2 separate regions of the Homo sapiens genome follow, and region 2 is linked to region 1. Evidence: chromatin loops called from intact Hi-C (ENCODE). Cell type or tissue: gastrocnemius medialis. All regions are shown on one strand. Each heading gives the region's core, and the rest is flanking DNA. Links, peaks and the distances in the headings are about the cores only. Region 1 has its middle 110 kb from the start of TPRG1-AS2. Region 2 has its middle 8.8 kb from the start of TP63.

Region 1 (9,642 bases), core at 972-8,971:
GTTTCAGAAGAGAGTTCTTATTCTTACTTTTTTATAAACATACTCAAGGAAAGAAAATAAATGTTCTTAAAGGAGGTTTAAAAGGATCAGAAGCTGGGATTGAAGAAGAGGCCACGAAGCTTCATTTTACTGTGGGGTGTCATTTTTCAAATGGCTCCTAATCACATTGCTGAGTCTGTCTGGAAGGACCAAAATATTAGTATTCTTACCAGCAAGGCAGTGCAGTGATTACTGTCTCATGCAAATGTGTTGGGATTTCAGCTGAGATCCACACAGCAAAATTACAGTCTCCATGCCCTTAAGTTGGCCTCAGACACTTTTGGACAAACGAAAAAACTATTGTCATGCCATGAAGGTCTATACAGGACTTAGAAACAGGATCTTACCTCAGTTGCATATCATCTTCTTTTGAGTTTGCAACTTAGAGTTTACGTTTTGCAGTTATTTTTTTCTCCCAGAAATTTAATATTTCATACCCATTCACACAGCAAATGCTCTTTTTTTTTTTTTTTTTTTTTTTTTTGATACGGAGTCTCACTCTGTCACCCAGGCTGGAGTGCAGTGGCGTGATCTTGGCTCACTGCAAGCTCCGCCTCCCAGATTCACGCCATTCTCCTGCCTCAGCCTCCCGAGTAGCTGGGACTACAGGCGCCCGCCACCACGCCCGGCTAATTTTTTTGTATTTTTAGTGGAGATGGGGTTTCACTGTGTTAGCCAGGATGGTCTCAATCTCCTGACCTCGTGATCCTCCCGCCTCGCCCTCCCAAAGTGCTGGGATTACAAGCGTGAGCCACCATGCCCGGCCAGCAAATGCTTTTTTACTATTTACTATATATCAGGTGCTATATTAGTCACTATGGGATAATAAGTTAATGAGGACAATGTCCTGCTTTCAAGGAGCTCCTAGTAGGAGGGAAAATCCAAGACTCCAACAATAAGGATGTTGTGTGTTATATGCTAGAATAGATGTGTGATGGGATATGCTGGCAGTGGTAGATTTCAGAGAGTTGACATAGACCAAATTTCAGAGGCAATTAGGTATTAGACAAAGAAGTGAAGCTGGAAGACTGTTTCTGGTAGAAAGGGACACATGTATTAAGGTCTAGAACATGAAATAGTAGGAAGAGTTAGTATTTCAGGCTGGCTGGGGGAGAAATTGGTTGGATCTAGGGGGTCAGGGGTTAGAGATGGGGCTAGGTAGGCAGGATGGAGGCAGAGTACAGGAAATCTTGGCTAACCCAAGAGATAGAATTCTATCCTGAAAGTTGGGAGAGATATTCAAAGATTTTAAAGCATGGAAGTGATCATTCAGACTTCAGCTTTTAGAAAAGTGAGAAATAAAAATAACCTAGAAGCAATCGCTGCAAATGGGGGAAAAAAAAACACTAGAATCCAGGGTCAGCTGTCATCCAAACCCCATTTGAATCCTGGTGATCATGCCCCCACCCCTCTCATTTTATTCCCCTTTGTTTCCGCTGACTTTATGGAGATATAATTGGAGTTTTGAAAAAAATGCATTTGCTCATGTAACCACCTCCCCAGTCAAGATCTAGAACATTTTTATTCCTGTAAAACGTTTCCTCGTGCTCCTTTGTAGACAGTCTATACTCATTTCCAGCACAAGATTTCTGTCACCATGAATAGTTTTGTCTCTTCCAGAATTTCCTATGAATGGAATCATACAGTATATATAATTTTTTTGTCTGGATTCTTTCACTCGCATATTTTTTTGAGGTGTATCCATATTGTGTGTATCAGCATTTTTTTTCTGTTATATTGAGGAGTGACAGTCCATCACACAGTTATACCAAAATTTATTGATCCATAACCTGCTGATGAAGGTAGATTATTTCCATTTGTGTCTTATTCTTTTTTTTAATTATTTTAAGGGAATTTTTTAAAATCTAGTAGAATCTGTTGAGTTGAGTGTCAGGTCCCTCATACACAAAGTAGTAAGTGTAACTTGCTGCGGTTTTGAAGGACAATTTGGCAACACCTATTAAAGCTTTAAAATGTTTATTGTCTCTTTTTTTTTTTTTTTTTTTTTTTGAGATGGAGTCTCGCTCTGTTGCCCAGGCTGGAGTGCAATGGCGTGATCTTGGCTCACTGGAACCTCTGCCTCCCGGGTTCAAGCGATTCTCCTGCCTCAGCCTCCCAAGTAGCTGGGACTACAGGTGCCCACCACCACGCCCGGCTAATTGTTGTATTTTTAGTAGAGACGGGGTTTCACCATGTTGGCCAGAATGGTCTCGATCTCTTGACTTCGTGATCCTCCCACCTCGGGCTCCCAAAGTGCTAGGATTACAGGCGTGAGCCACTGTGCCCGGCCTATTCTCTCTTTACTTAGTTATTCTACCCTTTAGGATCTATCATACGAAATATCCCAACAAATATGTAAGGGCATTGGTACAAATGTATTTGCTCAACATATTTTTATAATTCTCTATATTTTTTCCTCTGAAAAGTTTCATTTGTTCTATACAGGGTTATCTTCTGTGTCCTTATCTTTTATTTTTTTCTGGTGATAAACTTTGTTGGCTGTCCTGTATGAAAATTTAGGAAAGAGTGCATGTTTTCAATATAATAAATTGAGTAATCCCCAGCTTATTATCCAAAAAAACTAGTTATCTATATAGGTATTTGAATTTACATTGTAATTATCTGAAAGTTTTGATTATTTCAGAGTTGCTAACTTTGGCCTTTCTTTTCCATTTATAATTCTGAATTTGAACAGAATGTAAGAAATCACTTGAAAGCTCCTTTAAAATGTCATTGTTTCTTACAATTCTCTTTGGCATCCTGGGACACCTCATTGTCACGTGGGGCTTTAGCCAAATGCCTTCTCAGAAAGGGTTTTGGAGACATCTAATGAGGTCTCTATTAATGACGATTAAGTGGTCATTGAAGTTATTTTTGTTTCATATTTGATGGAATTTAGTCATAGATCAAGCAAATGTCCTCTACAGAGAAAGGCTAAGCAATAGCAGAGCACTGGGTCCAAGGATGCTCTGTCCATGTATTGGTGTTTACACTCTCCAGCTGTCCACTGGAGCTCACATGGCCAGAACTACAATGTTGGCTGAATCTATAAAATACAAAAGCTTTAAGGCAGATGCCCAGCTCAATGAGATGAATCAAAGTCAAACCCTACTATTAGGAAAGTCTAGATCTGAAATTGGGTATTCTACTTATTCATTCATTCATACATTCATGTATTTATAAATTCTACTTTTATGCGAAAGCACTTCTAGATTCTGGGCCATGAGAGTAAAATAGGAATGGATCATTCTTTGACCTTTAGGAATCACCTGTCTAATAAGAGAAATGAAACAGGCGAGTAACCACGACAGTAATATTGAATCCTTATTATGTATTGGGAATCATGCCAAGTATTTCATATTATTTTTATGATTTAATCCTCACAGCAGGTAATATGATTCTGTTTTACAGAAGAGAAACCTGAGGTCTAGAGAAGTCAGTCAACTTACTCAAAGTAACACAACCAGTAAGAGGCAGAGCTAGGACTTAAACCCAGACAAATGGACCCAAGGACCCATGTTTTTAACCTCCCCACTCTGCAGCTCCTGAAAAGAATGTTGGAATTTCATAGGTGTGCTGGGCAGTTTGAAAGTAGAAGTCTTTCTAGAGGCTTTGGTAAGGGTGTGGCCAGCAATCCAGGATAGTCTCAAATAATTACTCATTGTTTTCCGCATGTATCACAAGTTCTTTCACACTTTTCTGCTTTTGCTGCGTCAACTCTAGCTGAAATGTGTTCACATCTGTAGTCTCCTTATCAAATTCTACTTGCCCATTAAAGTGGAGGTCAAATGGTGTTTATTTCATGAAATTCTTCTTGAAACCTACCGTCAGAATTGTTTTTTTTTTTTTCTCTGCATTCTATCACTATCACCAGTTACTTGTAGCCACAGTTTATTTTGCCAGATATTAGAGTTGACTTTTTACATATTTATTCTTTCTGTGCCTTTCTGAGTGCAAACCGAGTATTGTTCATCTCTTATGAATACAGGGCGTGGTAGTTGCCTGCTGAGTAAGTGAATAACCTCATTTGTCAGTTTGTGCAGAAGTAGGTGTACTATGACCTGCTAGAGTGCTCACTAGGGGTTAAATATTTCCAAGACAGAGTCTGGAATGAAGTAGTTACATTTTTCTTGAAGAATCATTATCTGTCTTCAGGTAAAGTGCTTCCTCATCCTGACATGTCCTGAAAAAAGAAATTTTTTATTGGATCCAGCTTTCTTCCTTCTCCCTTCTTTATAGGAAAGAAGAGCCAGCTTAAGGCCGGTTGTACAAAAGCAGCTGAGGTGGCAAGAACTGATCATAAATGTTACAGACCAATGTTTACCTATTTCTTTTTTTCGAGACAGGATCTCACTCTGTGACCCATGCTGGAGGGCAGTGGCAGAATCATAGCTCACTGCAGCCTCAACCTCCTGGACTCAAGTGACCCTTCCACCTCAGCCTCCTGAGTAGCTGGGACTATGGGTGTGTGGTACCACACCTGGCTAATTTTTTATTTTTTGTAGAGATGAGGTCTTCCTGTGTTGTCCAGGCTGGTCTTAAGCAATCCTCCCACTTCTGCCTTCCAAAGTGCTGGGATTATAGGCATGAGCCCCGCCTGTTTCCCTATTATAACCTCCCAAAAGCCCAGAAACATCCCCATAGTCTGGTATATAAATACTTCTTTCTCAGCAACAATTTTATTCCACCACATTAAGGAATACAACCATTGAGATTTTTCCCAGCGTTCTCTGCCAAGGAGATTGAGAGGATCCCCAGAGCTCACAGAACTGCCTCAGTTTATGGGCCCAAATATAGGCTATTGTCATTTCTCTGACTGTTTGCACAGAGTCTTGGAGAGATAAATTGATTGTGCACGATCATAGGAATATTTATTAGGACTTTGTTGAATTAACTCCCTCAAATCACATGGAGCTAAATTAAAGTTACTAGGCATTGCCTATTATTTTAGAATTTAAATCATAGTCAGTTCCTTCTTTCATACAAGAGCTCAGAGAGAAAATTTTGAAACTAAAAACACAGATGAATAAGAATGGGTAATTTTTATGAAGCAAGGGGTTAAGACAATAAAAGAAGGCCTTCGTTTCTGGCTTCCCTGTCACCTAAAGTCCTGTTGCATCAGGCGGTCTCCCATCTCAGCTACAGTATTAAGTTAACTACAAGCTACCCAGAAAGCTACATCTATTTCAAGGTTGTAGCCCTGGCTGTGCCTTTTATTTTTTTAAATCTGAAGTGTTGGGAGGAGAGGGGGTTCAGCAGGGTGGGGAGATAGAAGTCAGAGGGGAAGGGGGGTTATTTCAGGCCTTGCTTCTCTAAGCCTTCAATGTCTGAGCTCCAGGACAGACCTTCCTGTTGTGAAATACTGGACCAGTTGTTGCCCTCTGAAGATAAACAACATTCCAGCAGCTCCCCTAGAGCTACCCGAGGCCTTGTGCTTTTTAACATTTCCCTGGCCCTACAGTGATCCAGGAGCTGAGGATTACTGCACTACCTGCTGCAGCACACACAGCATTAGCTTTGTGGTCTCTGTGCTCTTAAGCTGGGTTATGGTAATGAATCCAGGGTGAAATCTGGGTGCCTCTGCCTGCTTGTTAAACTGATGAAACACTAACATCTTTTGTGTAGTTTTGGAAGCCCAAGCTGTGCTGATTGGAGGTGGTAAGGACAGGGCTCTCTGCCCTAATGTGTAAGGTTTCTGTCTTCATTAAAGTTTGAGGCTGAATCAAGACTCACTGGGGTCACGTAAGGGCAATTTTGCAAACCCAAGGCAAGCTGTTAACAAAATCAACCTGGGCCAATCATCAAAGGGTTGGACCTAAGGTTGCTATACTCAATAGAACAAGCATTTTAAATAAATTTCTCGTAAGTTGTTGCTTTCTTTATGTGGTGGGTGTGGCTTTAAAGAGCACAAAACCACAACAAATCAAAGAGTAGCTCGGGCTTGTCTTTTGCTTTATGGCTGAGGGTTTGAAGGATGATTCATGGACTTGTGAATGCCAGCCCCAGTCCCGGCTTAGGTCTATCTGCCAATACCACCAGGGCCAACAAATTCACGCAACAAATTCTCTCATTTTTTACAGTTTATCAGTTGCACTCATAGTTATTGTCATAATCACTCCCCACAGTAACCTGTAAGGCATATAAAGTAGCTATTTTAGTAAGATAAATGATATTTTATATATGTTATGATAAGATAAATCTTATCATTTTAAGAAGAAACTGAGGCTCGGAGAGATGAAATGACTTCCTCAGTTGCTAACGCTGTATAAGTAAACAATTTTAATTTTTTTTGGCATTGGGTATTATTTCACCTTTTGTATGTGTATATGTCTGATTGCTAATTTAGTGGGTTAAGATGAGTGTCAGGCTGACATCTAAGATGGCCCCTAGTAGTTCCTGCTTCCTTTACTCTCTCTCTCTTTCTCTCTCCATATATATATATATATATATATATATATATATATATATATATATATATATATATCTGTGTTATGTTTACTATCAGGTGCTGGAAGCTGCAGCATGGGATAGCAGGAACAAAAATTCAGATTAAAATATTGAATATAATATTTTCAGTGAAAAACAAAAATTCACAGCATAATGAAAGATGAATAAAAAGAAAAATGGACTTTTTAAATCATTAATAAATTAATACACAATTATAACTGAATCTTCTTAATAAGATTATTGCTTGGCACGCTTAATTGTTGAAACAATGACACAAGAGTAACAAATTACAAGAAACTGAGAAAATAAATAATAATAACAAAAAGATTTTTGTATTCATTGAAGTTAAATGGTCATCGATTTCTTGGTCATCAAAACAGTTAAAGAGAGCAACATCTCCAGTACGATGGCAGGTTCACATTATAAGAAGCAGGAAAATATCAAAAAAGGAAATAACTATAACCATAATAAAAATGCCTGATGTAAAATGCTATATAGTTTTCAAAGCTATTCAATATAAATGATGCCTTTTCATCTTCACAAAAATTCTGTGATGTAGTAAAGGAAGCAGGGTTGAGAGTATTGTATCCATTGTGTTGGCATGGAAACCAAGGACCAGATGTGTTAAAAGTTAAAAGCCCAAGGTTATATAAATAGAAAAGAGAGTTGATAATCAGCTCCTGCATTTTTAGCTTTTGATTAGTTCTTGTGCATTTATATCTTGGCATTTTATGATAGCATGCATGTCCAAGGGGGTGTGTGTGTGCGTGTGTATGAACACATGACATATGGAGTTTTGATGGCCAATAAATATGGACATATGAAAAAAAGTAAAAGAATGGATCTTTGACATTTTAAGGCACCAGTGGAATAACTGCAAAATAATTTTGCTTTCTATTGAAAATCAATGCAAACTTTTCAGTTCAACTAGCATTTGAATAATTCAAGAACTGTGTTACTATAAATACTTCCTTTCTCTTTTGGCTATTTAAAAATGTTTTGTTTGTTTTATTATTAAGAATATGAAGTCCCAGCATTTGTAAAACTTGCTTATAAAAAGAGGACTTTTGTCATTATAGAAAAAATCAATGTCCATTAAGTGTTAAATTTAACATAGTTATTTATATTGTATTTTTGAAATGTATTTTAAAGTGTGACATGGATGTAATCCCAACATTTTGGGGGGCTGAGGCAGGTGGATCACTTGAGCCCAAGAGTTCAAGACCAGCCTATGTAACATGGCTAAACCCTGTGTCCACAAAAAATACAAAAAAATTAGCCTGCCATGGTGGCATGCGCCTGTAGTCCCAGCTACCTGGGAGGCTGAGGTGGAAGAATCACCTGACCCAGGGAAGTTGAGGTTACAGTGAGCAGTGATCGCGCCACTGCACTCCAGCCTGGACAACAGAGTAAGATCCTGTCTCAAAAAAGAAAAAAAAAGTGATGTGGACTCATTAGACCATGAGAAAAAAGTGGTGTGTACTTATGAGACCATGAGTTCTACTTTGACAGAACAACATGATGAGAACTCATTTCACGTAGACAACTAGAAGGATGGTGTGGCACTTGGTGGTGGGGAATGAGTAGGGAAGGCAGCGATGGCCCCTGTAACTGAGGAGGCTGTAATAAAGGGGAAGTGGAGAGCCCTGACTCCTTTAAAGCTGACTGCCCAGGGCCAGTGGAATGAGCAGAAGTCAGTGCTTAGTGATTCCCTGGTCCATTTACAAACAGGAAAAAAAGGAGCCAGAGAAGAAAAAATAATTGCAGACACCAGGATGAACTGCTGTCTTCTGTGTTTTGTTCTCCCCTCCTCCCTCATTTGGAAGAATGACTAGGGCCCCACTACCTGTTCCAATCCACCTAGGACTCAGGGGTAAGAGGAGACCACATGAGTATTAGACTACTGCTATGACCTGAGGAACTGTCTCCGCCCCTTTTCATCTTTCCCAGAGCATGCTGAAAATTCTCCCGTAGCCTTCTGTCCTGTGACATGGACTGAGGCTTGATGACACATCTCTGTGATCCCCGACCTGGTAGCTGTGGTCTGTCATTGTGCTGTAACCCAAAATGCAACGTACTAGAACTCAGAGTTCTGTTTCTGCGCTTTCCACCTGTAAGATCCAGACCAGCTCCCTAGTCTCACATGGCCTCAGTTTTTTCATCCCTTAAGTGGGGTGTAACAATTCTTACCATGACACCTTCTCACATTTTTATGAGGATTAAATAAGATAGAGGGCACTCAGATTTACAAACTCTGAAGGACAGTGGAGGTATTAATTATCACCTTCTATTACCAGAGGAGTAAAGAATGGAGATTAGAAACTCAAGATCCACAATTAAACTAAGCTTACTCTAATTAGGCTACATTTTCCACTTGTACGCTGTTTGAATTCAGGTGTGTTGTGTAACCTTGCTATGTCTCAGTTTCTTTATTCTTCAATGGCAATAATAATAGTTCCTACCTCCTCACAGTGGATTATTTTGGGGGGTTAAATTAAGCAATGTCACAGTGGCTGAGATGCAGTAAGCAACCGACACATTTTTCTAATACTATTACTCTGTATCTACAAACTGACTGCTGTGATTCTGAAAGTCTGAAAGAGCACGGCCTTTCTGGAAGTTCAAGCAGGAATTCCCTACAGTGGAATAATTGCTTTGGTAATTTTCTGAGCTACATCTTAATTATCTTGGGGAATTTCATTATTCCCAAGGTTTAAAATGCAGTTATTTTTATAGTGGGCAGTAGAAATAAAAAAATCCAAAGAACTTTTTTCCTTTCAAATGTTTTCCTATTTGTGTATTGTCTTTAAACTTTTCAGGGACTATAATGAGGCTTTAAGAGAATAAATACCTATCAGGAAAAGGAGAAAAGCAGATTGGAAAGATCACTAGACTGAGTGTCTGGTCCTACATTTGCTCCTAACTCATTGTGTAATCTCCCACCTTAGGTCTCTTTCTTGAGAATTCTGGTTTTCCATTGATGAAATGAGAAGATCATGACCAGATTTCCTCAGTGTAAAAAACTGAAATAAAATGATAGTCATAGTAAAGCATCTAACACAGATTCTGGTACAGAGTCATTACTAAATACATAATTATTCTCTTTCTCCTATATGACGTTCTGTAATTTAAGAGTTGCGTCCCTTGGCAAAGTAA
Region 2 (8,000 bases), core at 1-8,000, 270 kb after region 1:
GGTAAGTGCCACCCTTGGCCTCTGTTCTTGAGGGTAGAGGGGCATCATTTACATGGATATTAACAGTCCCAGGTCTATGACCACCTCTCCTACCCCCAGCTCTGAGACACAGAGGAGAGCCAGGATTGAACTTAGTGATCCTGTTACCCTTCCAACTAGCAAATTCCTGATGTCCTTAGTGAATCTTGATGACCTTCGAGTGTCCACTTGGCTCCCTCATCTAACATAGTCTTCTGGTGAATTTTCTGGCTTCATATTATATATCCATTCTAGCCATGTCCTCTTCCCTCAGCCTCTTTATTTCTTATCTACCGTCTTGTAGGGAAACCCATGAAATTTCTCTTCATTTAGCATTGATCATCACTTTTTCCAGACTTTTTCAAGCCACCCTAGCTGTGAGCTTGCCCTATGCACGGTGGTTCTTAACAGGGTGTTAAAGCCCACGTCATAAGAAAATGCCCCCAAGTCAATAAACTGTTTCCTATGTGGACTTATTTTTTAGTCCCCTCAATCAAGTACCTGCAAAAATCAATTTCTAGGGATGTCCATGGCTTCTGCTGATACATGCTAGCTAATTCTGGCAACTCTTTGGTATATTATTCATGCTTTACTTTATCATGACCAGTACGTCTTCAGCTGAGCTCTGCTGGAAATTAGCACTGTCTGGGACCTGGCAGCCCAAAAAGGAAGTAAAAGCATTTGAGAGGGGGGATATATGTTGCTTTATGAAGTAATGCCTCTGCGATGTCTTTCAGTGTGAGGGAAGCACTAGCTCTTACTAGGAAAGGGTGGTCCATCTCCATAATCTCTGAGGATTTAGGAGAGTCTGCAAAACCAACTTATCAGGGGTATCCACTTAATGCCCCTATCTATATTTCCAGGTCTCAGGTGTTTCCAACCAGCCTTAGCTAAACATTCAAATGTCTCTAGAGCTCTCTGACTCTAACTACCACATTTTCAGTGGGCTGCTTAGCTTTGTTTTTGCAAAGAGGGCCTTGTCTTTTTGTAAGACACCAAAGATGTCCTCTGACTCTCACACTTAGCCTTTAACTGCTTGTTAAGAGCCCTAAGTTTTTCAATATCCCTCTTCAAGGTATCAGTACAACTTAGCAGTAACCATAAAGCTCTGCTATCCTTGTAGGTGCTGTTAAGAACCATATCTGTAGGCACTGTTCCCACCATAACTGCCAAAAGCCCGAATCTGAGGACCTACAAGCATCTCTCCCTCCAATAGATGTTTTTCCAGATCAACCTCAGTAAATTGTATAGCAATCATGCCTTCTCCTTCAGCCCCAAACTGTCCAAAGTCCACGTACTTCAGGAAGCCATCCTATTTGCTTGATAAGGGAGTGGGCCAGTCCCAAAACCCCCATTTCGTTCTCCACTCTTGGACCTCTCTCAGGACCACTTGCGTCACTTTGTGTACTCAAAGAAGCAGAGCTAAAGAAGGGATTGGGTTTACAAAAGATGCACTAGTGAGAATGCCTGTGGAGGATAATGAAAAAAAGAGCGGAAGAAGGGGGGCACTTCAGAGTGTAAGAAAAACTCTTGGCTGGGTGTGGTGGCTCATGCCTGTAATCCCAGCACTTTGGGAGGCCGAGGCGGGCAGACCACGAGGTCAAGAGATCGAGACCATCCTGATCAACATGGTGAAACCCCATCTCTACTAAAAATACAAAACTTAGCTGAGCATGGTAGTGTGTGCCGGGCGTGGTGGCTCACGCCTGTAATCCCAGCACTTTGGGAGGCCAAGGCGGGCAGACCATGAGGTCAAGAGATCGAGACCATCCTGAACAACATGGTGAAACCCCATCTCTACTAAAAATACAAAATTTAGCTGAGCATGGTAGTCCCAGCTTCTCGGGAGGCTGAGGCAGGAGAATCGCTTGAACCTGGGAGGCGGAGGTTGCAGTGAGGTGACATTGCACCACTGCACTCCAGTGTGGCGACAGAGCAAGACTCCATCAAAAAAAAAACAAAAAAAAAAAACCTCTCTCTGACAGCCATGAGGTAGAGGAGAAAAGAAGAGAATTCAATAGAAATAGTTTCAGATTGAAAGCCATTTCAAGGAAGATTTGTCCAGGCTAATGAGGCATTCTTGAGTCAAAAATCACGCATCAAAGATGTCCCATGTGCTGCCAGCACGGGCCTTGTTTGTAGCCCTACTAGGTTCAGTCCTTGGTTGGAAGCAGCCCAGAAGTGTGGCCTCAATAAATGTGACAGCAGAGTGAATCCAAGGAGCAGTGCATGAGGCTGCCATCAACTGTGCATTCCACTCTCTTAGCTCCCACACTCCGTACCACACATCTTTCATGATGGCCATTTTTTTTCTTGAACCAGAGGTTGTCCACAAGACAGTTCATCAGGAAATTGAGACACATTCTCTTAGCTTTCATTCATCTTGGCATAATATTTTTCACTCATCTATTACGCACACCTTTGAAAGAAAATGGCTTTCACCTGTATAGTTTTTATAGGGTAGAACCATCTAAGACACTTTCTTTCATGTACATTTATCCCATGACTAAAGCTTCTCCAGGAAAGTATTTGTAATGGTTATTTCTTGTAGGTTAATACAAAAATGATGCCCATTGACTGTGCAAAATTTGAAAACTACAGAAAAGTATAAAGAAGAAAATATTCTTTTCACTCCATAATTCAGAAATAATTACAATTAGGAGCTTATGAATTTTCTTTCTTTTCCTTTGCCTTTGTGATATGGAAAATCTACATTTTCCATACCATGGAAATACACTGCATAGATTGCTTTGCTTCTTCTATTAGATGATTTATTTTTGGTTTTAAAAATAATTTTTTACCTTGATTATGTAGAAGACATTAGTAAGAAAAGAAGAAAATTAGAGAATAAACTTGACCAATAAATATTCTCTGTATATACATACATATATATACACACATACACACATGCATACTTATATACATATTTATTATACATGTTACACTATAGTATATTTTATATATAGAGAGAAATATACACATATGAATATAAGTAAATATGTACATTATGTGCAATATATACATATACACATATACACATAAATGTGCATATATGCATACATATCTATATAAATATTATCACTCTATATTTATTCTCTCTCTTCTCATATTTCCCTCTCTATGTATACTCAGGGTCTTGATCTGGAAAAGAAGGATTTTTTTTTACTTTGAAAATATTTGTTGCAATTATTATAACAATACTAATGGTAATTCAGTTCCATGGGGAAAATTATTTATACTATTCAGAAGTAGAATATAAGAGATAACTGAAGAAGAATTCAGATGGATTAAATAAATCAGTAGCAGAGCAACAGAATAATGTACTAACTAACCAAAGACAGTGAAGGTTAGTTGTGTTTTCAGACTGAGGCTATTCCTGCAAGGTAGCACTTTAAATTTACCTCGTAGAAACTTGACACAGAGATGTTGCTGTAAACAAGACCTACTCAGGGGTCACCCCGTGGGGATTCCCCTGTAAAGATGCCCTGAGAATCATGTCCATCCCACAGAAGCATTTGATCAGTGCATCCACCCCCACATGCTTAAACGGTGCGCACGCCCCAGATTTCAAAATAAGCAGAGTTAACATTCTTGACTCCTGGCCCAAATGTGGATGCCCGCCATGAGCTCATGCCTTCCTTTGTGGGCTGGCATTCGCAGGGCTTATGTTATCCTGCTAACTGGACCAGGAAAGAGACACTGAGGGACATGTGCTGGAAACCATGCATACGTAGGACTCTGAGATTTTTGACTGCGCACAAATGTATTATGAATCTTTTTGAGAGTCAAAAGCAAAAATGTGGTCATAAATGTCAGGGAAATGGGTTAATTTGAGATCAGATCCTGGCTCTACCACTATCTGGCTGAATGATTAATGCAGAGTCACCAACTATCTCTTCCTGTGTGAAATGCAGTTAACCTAACTTGGCTATTTCCTAGGGTTTTTAGTAGTTATCTAAATAGGTAATGGACATAAAATATTTAGTAAGTGGCAAGCTGTATAAAAATTCTGGTTTTGAAGATGCAATATAAAGAGGAGAGATCTTTGTTTTATTTATCTTTATTTTCCTAAATCCCGTCTCAACACCAGGCATACCATAGGCATTTAATTAATGTTATTTCATTGAGTGGATGAATTGGGTTTGGGAGTTAGAGCTGGGTCCATTACAGGCCACAGCGGCTGATGGTTATTTCATCGTGTGATTGTAAGTTTGTTTCTTAAGCCGTCTGAGTCTTAGCTTCCTCACACATGAAATGGAGGTAATGACACCACTTGTTCTAGCCATCTACTTCGCATGACAGTTGAGATGTTGCAATGAGATACTGTCTGTGAAAGTGTTCTGTACGATAAACCACGATACAAAGCCTTGTTATTTTTAAGTCATTCTGATTTCTAAGATTTTTTTTCTAAGTAAATGATCTCTAAATTTCTTTTTAACTTTCAGTATGGCTAATTTTCAAAAAGAGAAATTGATAAATGTCTCTCTAGCCCCTCTTTTGTGAGCTGTGTTCCCTAGGTAAACACTATATTTCAAGAAGCTACACCCCCAAAAGAAATCATTTTGCCATAGGCTTTGAAATATACACATTGGGCTTTTGTTTCCTTGTCTCAATTGCATCTCCTTGCCTTCCAGAAATTGTGGCTTTTATGACTTCCTGATGATCAGTACCAAATCAACAAGGCACAAATTTGTGAATCTATGTCTGAAAGAGAGGTTCAGCAACAGCTGTCTTATGGGCTCAAACTAACCAAGGGAAGGTAAATAAGAATGCTTCATTTTATTATCTCCCACCTACACACATGCTTCATGAATACTGTAAACATATTCTTATTGCATCAGTCTTCATCAGGTTACCAGATATTTCAAACCAAAAGCCCAGTAGGCAAACTGATCATTACTAACTTGGGGTCACAGCCATGCCATAGTTATCCTTTTGTCTATGAAGTTGAAGATGATAAAAGGAAAAGAAGATCATTCTTGATTCTACTGGGATCTATTTGAGCATAGGAAATGGATTTTGTTGATCAACTTGTTACCAATGGCCCCTAGCACACTGATGGGGACACAGAGGAGGTCCTAAAAGAATATTCATGTTGAATCCATTAATCAGCTATCAAATCAATGAGTGCTATGTAGTCTTGTGAGAGAATCACACTGAAACCCCACTAGGAATTTAGGTCCCATCACAACATCATTCACTGTAATGTATTTGCAATAAGCAATCAACCAAATGCATTATAATCAGAGACCAGACACACTAAAGGTCAATTTATTTGGAAGACTCAGTATGTATTATGTTTCCTTTTATTCGTTCAAAACCTAGAGTGTGCTATGTATAACAACAGTCAAAGCTATTATTGTGGGTAAAAAATAAATAAATAAATATAAGTCCTCTTACACTGGCTGTTTAGAAGTTCACAGATAAATTCATGGCGCTTTAGCACAAGTATGGAACTTCACATTATACAGTTTGTGAATAAACACTATCTTTGATTTTTGTCTTATTTTACTTACCATTGATGTTTATGCTGAGTATTAATTTCCTCATATACCTACATATGTTTTTGAAATTATTTAGAAATCCATAGTTATGGTAAAAAGCATATATTAATGCCATGTACCATATTAACTGCTTTTAAGTGTACAGTTTCATAGTGGTAAATATATTTACATTCTTTTGCAGCAGATCACGTAAATTTTTCATCTTGCAAAACTGAAACTCTATACTCATTAAGCTACCTCATTACCCTGTCACCCCCACCCCCATAACTTTACATATGTGTGGTTTTTAATGTTATAAGTATTTCACAAGCTAACTCAAATCATTTTAGAACAAAGTGATTTTATGTAGATAGAATAATAGATGAATCATATGTCAATATAGCCTTTAAGAAGTTTATACTCATAAAATCATAGACTCTTGGGGTTGAACAGAATCTTTAATATAATATATAACAGCCTTTCCTCCTGCAGCCCCAATCTAAGGCTTGATAGACATACTTGCTGTTTGCAGCACTACCCCATTTATTTTCCTACAGACACAAGAATAGTGATAAATTCTATTTCATGCATTCTCATCATAAATAAGCATATAATATGTGGTGCATTTATAATTGCATATGCTGAATAGAGAGGGGGTTTTGATTAAATATTGATGATATTAATTTCTCCACTCACATTTTTCATGGTTGGTAAAAAGGGAAAAGCATTCACATACTTCCCATGCCAATTACTGTAGGACATATTCATATTTTGATGTAGTCTCCAGCCATTGTTGAACCAACACACATGGGCAGGAGGTGTGCTCTTGGAAGCCATTCTACACCAGGATGAGTAGCAATAATTTAGCTATACATAAATGTAACTGCAAAACACATTAGTGTATCCTCTCAAACCCAAACTAAAAGTATTCCCTATTCAACTTCCTCTTAGTTGGACCCTAAAAAATCCCACAGCCACTCCATCACAACTCTCTTGAGGTAAAAGGTGATGAAAGGAGTATTGGAGTAGAGATGGATAATAATATTAAAATATTGCAGATACAGTATTTCACATTTGTCTATGTTACAATTTATGACAATGTAAACATATTGCTAAGGTACTTCCCTGGACCTTGGAAGGAACTCTGCAAATCTTGACATTTAAATGTTTTAGGTTCACAGTAAATCTGAAAGAAGGCCTGGGGAAAACCTGTTGGTAGGCGTTAAAAAGAGAGCAATTCCTGATATGATGCACTGAGATGGACACGGCATCACTTTTGTGATATTTCTGCCAAAAGTGCATTCAAACTAAACTAAGGTATTATCTACAAACAACTGGCCTGTGCTTTACAAAAATATCTGTGTTACGAAACACAAAGAAGACTGGGAAACTGTTCCTAATTAAAAGATACTAAAAAAAAAAGGACAACTGAATGCAACATATCATCCAAGATTTTTCCTTGGTGTAAAGGACATTATTAAGACAATTGTCAAATCTGAATAAGCAGCGTAGAATAGATGATATTTTATGGATATAATTTTTTAATTTCAATAATTGAACTGAGATCATGTAAGGTATTTCCTCATTTTAGGAAATACACACTGAGACATTTAGAGTAAAGGTGCAACATATCTGCAACTGACAAATGGTTCAGGGAAAAAAAAATCTGGGGAATGCCAAATAAGGACTTCCTGTGTTTCTTTCTTTATCTCTCACTCACGTGAGCTTTGAGCAAAGGAGGGGTGGGAGTGAGGAGCAGCCCCCACACAGCTGTTCAGGGATGTCTGGAAAAGAAGCCCACCCACATTGCTTCTGGACACTGGGTGTGACTTTGGAGGGTATCAGGTTTGTCTGTTAAAGAAACTGCCAACCTCTTCCTGCCCCAATTGGCCTCTGTTCCCTTGCATGCCCTCTTTCCTTCGGACACTCCCTTAAGGCATCTTCTTGACATTAACTTAACTATAAATGTTTATTTGATGAATTTCAGTGACCTGAAGAGAGATGGAGGTCAAATCAGAAGAAGCACATGGCTAAGGTTGCAATGCACTTGCTTTTTCATTGAATTAAAGTCATTCGAATACCATTCAGTTTACTTAAGTTCTAGGCCCAGCTTTACTCCTAATCGATGTCAGACTGTAGCAAATATTAGGTCCAAAGTTGGAAGAGTTAGCAGGATCCTCCCCATGACAGAACTTTGGCTTCCACTTTACTAAAATAGAGATTGTGTGGTTGAGCTGCAGCTATGTACAGAAAAGTGTCATACAATTAAAAATCACCAAACTCAGTCTCTTCAATTTGAGCAATAGTTGGTGAATTTACTCCACCACCTCCTCTCCTTGAAGGTTCTTTCCTGCTCTCCTCACTATAAATGCAGGATGACCTGGAAAGGCTAGGACCTGAGGTTCAGTTACCCTGACACAAAGGAATTCAGTTTCTCTGATCTCATAGTCACAGGCTGCCAGAGCTCTACGGAACATGCAAGATCATCTGCTTTAAGCC

Evidence for each region. Peaks named below come from ENCODE experiments on the same cell type or tissue, not always from the same donor. Only the 100,000 strongest peaks of a DNase experiment are listed, where the experiment ranks them.
Region 2: a loop joins it to region 1, with 2.2 times the contacts of the local background. A loop is called at or near these places in 2 of 110 quality-filtered maps.

Annotation. Positions count from the first base shown.
Region 1 is chr3:189,350,105-189,359,746 of GRCh38, forward strand. No RefSeq gene overlaps it. Among named protein-coding and RNA genes, the nearest start is that of TPRG1-AS2, 110 kb to the left of the region's middle. In gastrocnemius medialis, for the core only: no CTCF peak of the experiment used is centred there; DNase peaks (open chromatin) are centred at 5,390 and 6,044; H3K4me3 peaks cover 277 bases; H3K27ac peaks cover 1,931 bases.
Region 2 is chr3:189,618,541-189,626,540 of GRCh38, forward strand. It overlaps a transcript of TP63 not described here. Among named protein-coding and RNA genes, the nearest start is that of TP63, 8.8 kb to the right of the region's middle. In gastrocnemius medialis, for the core only: no CTCF peak of the experiment used is centred there; DNase peaks (open chromatin) are centred at 3,541, 4,250 and 7,981; H3K4me3 peaks cover 758 bases; H3K27ac peaks cover 2,773 bases.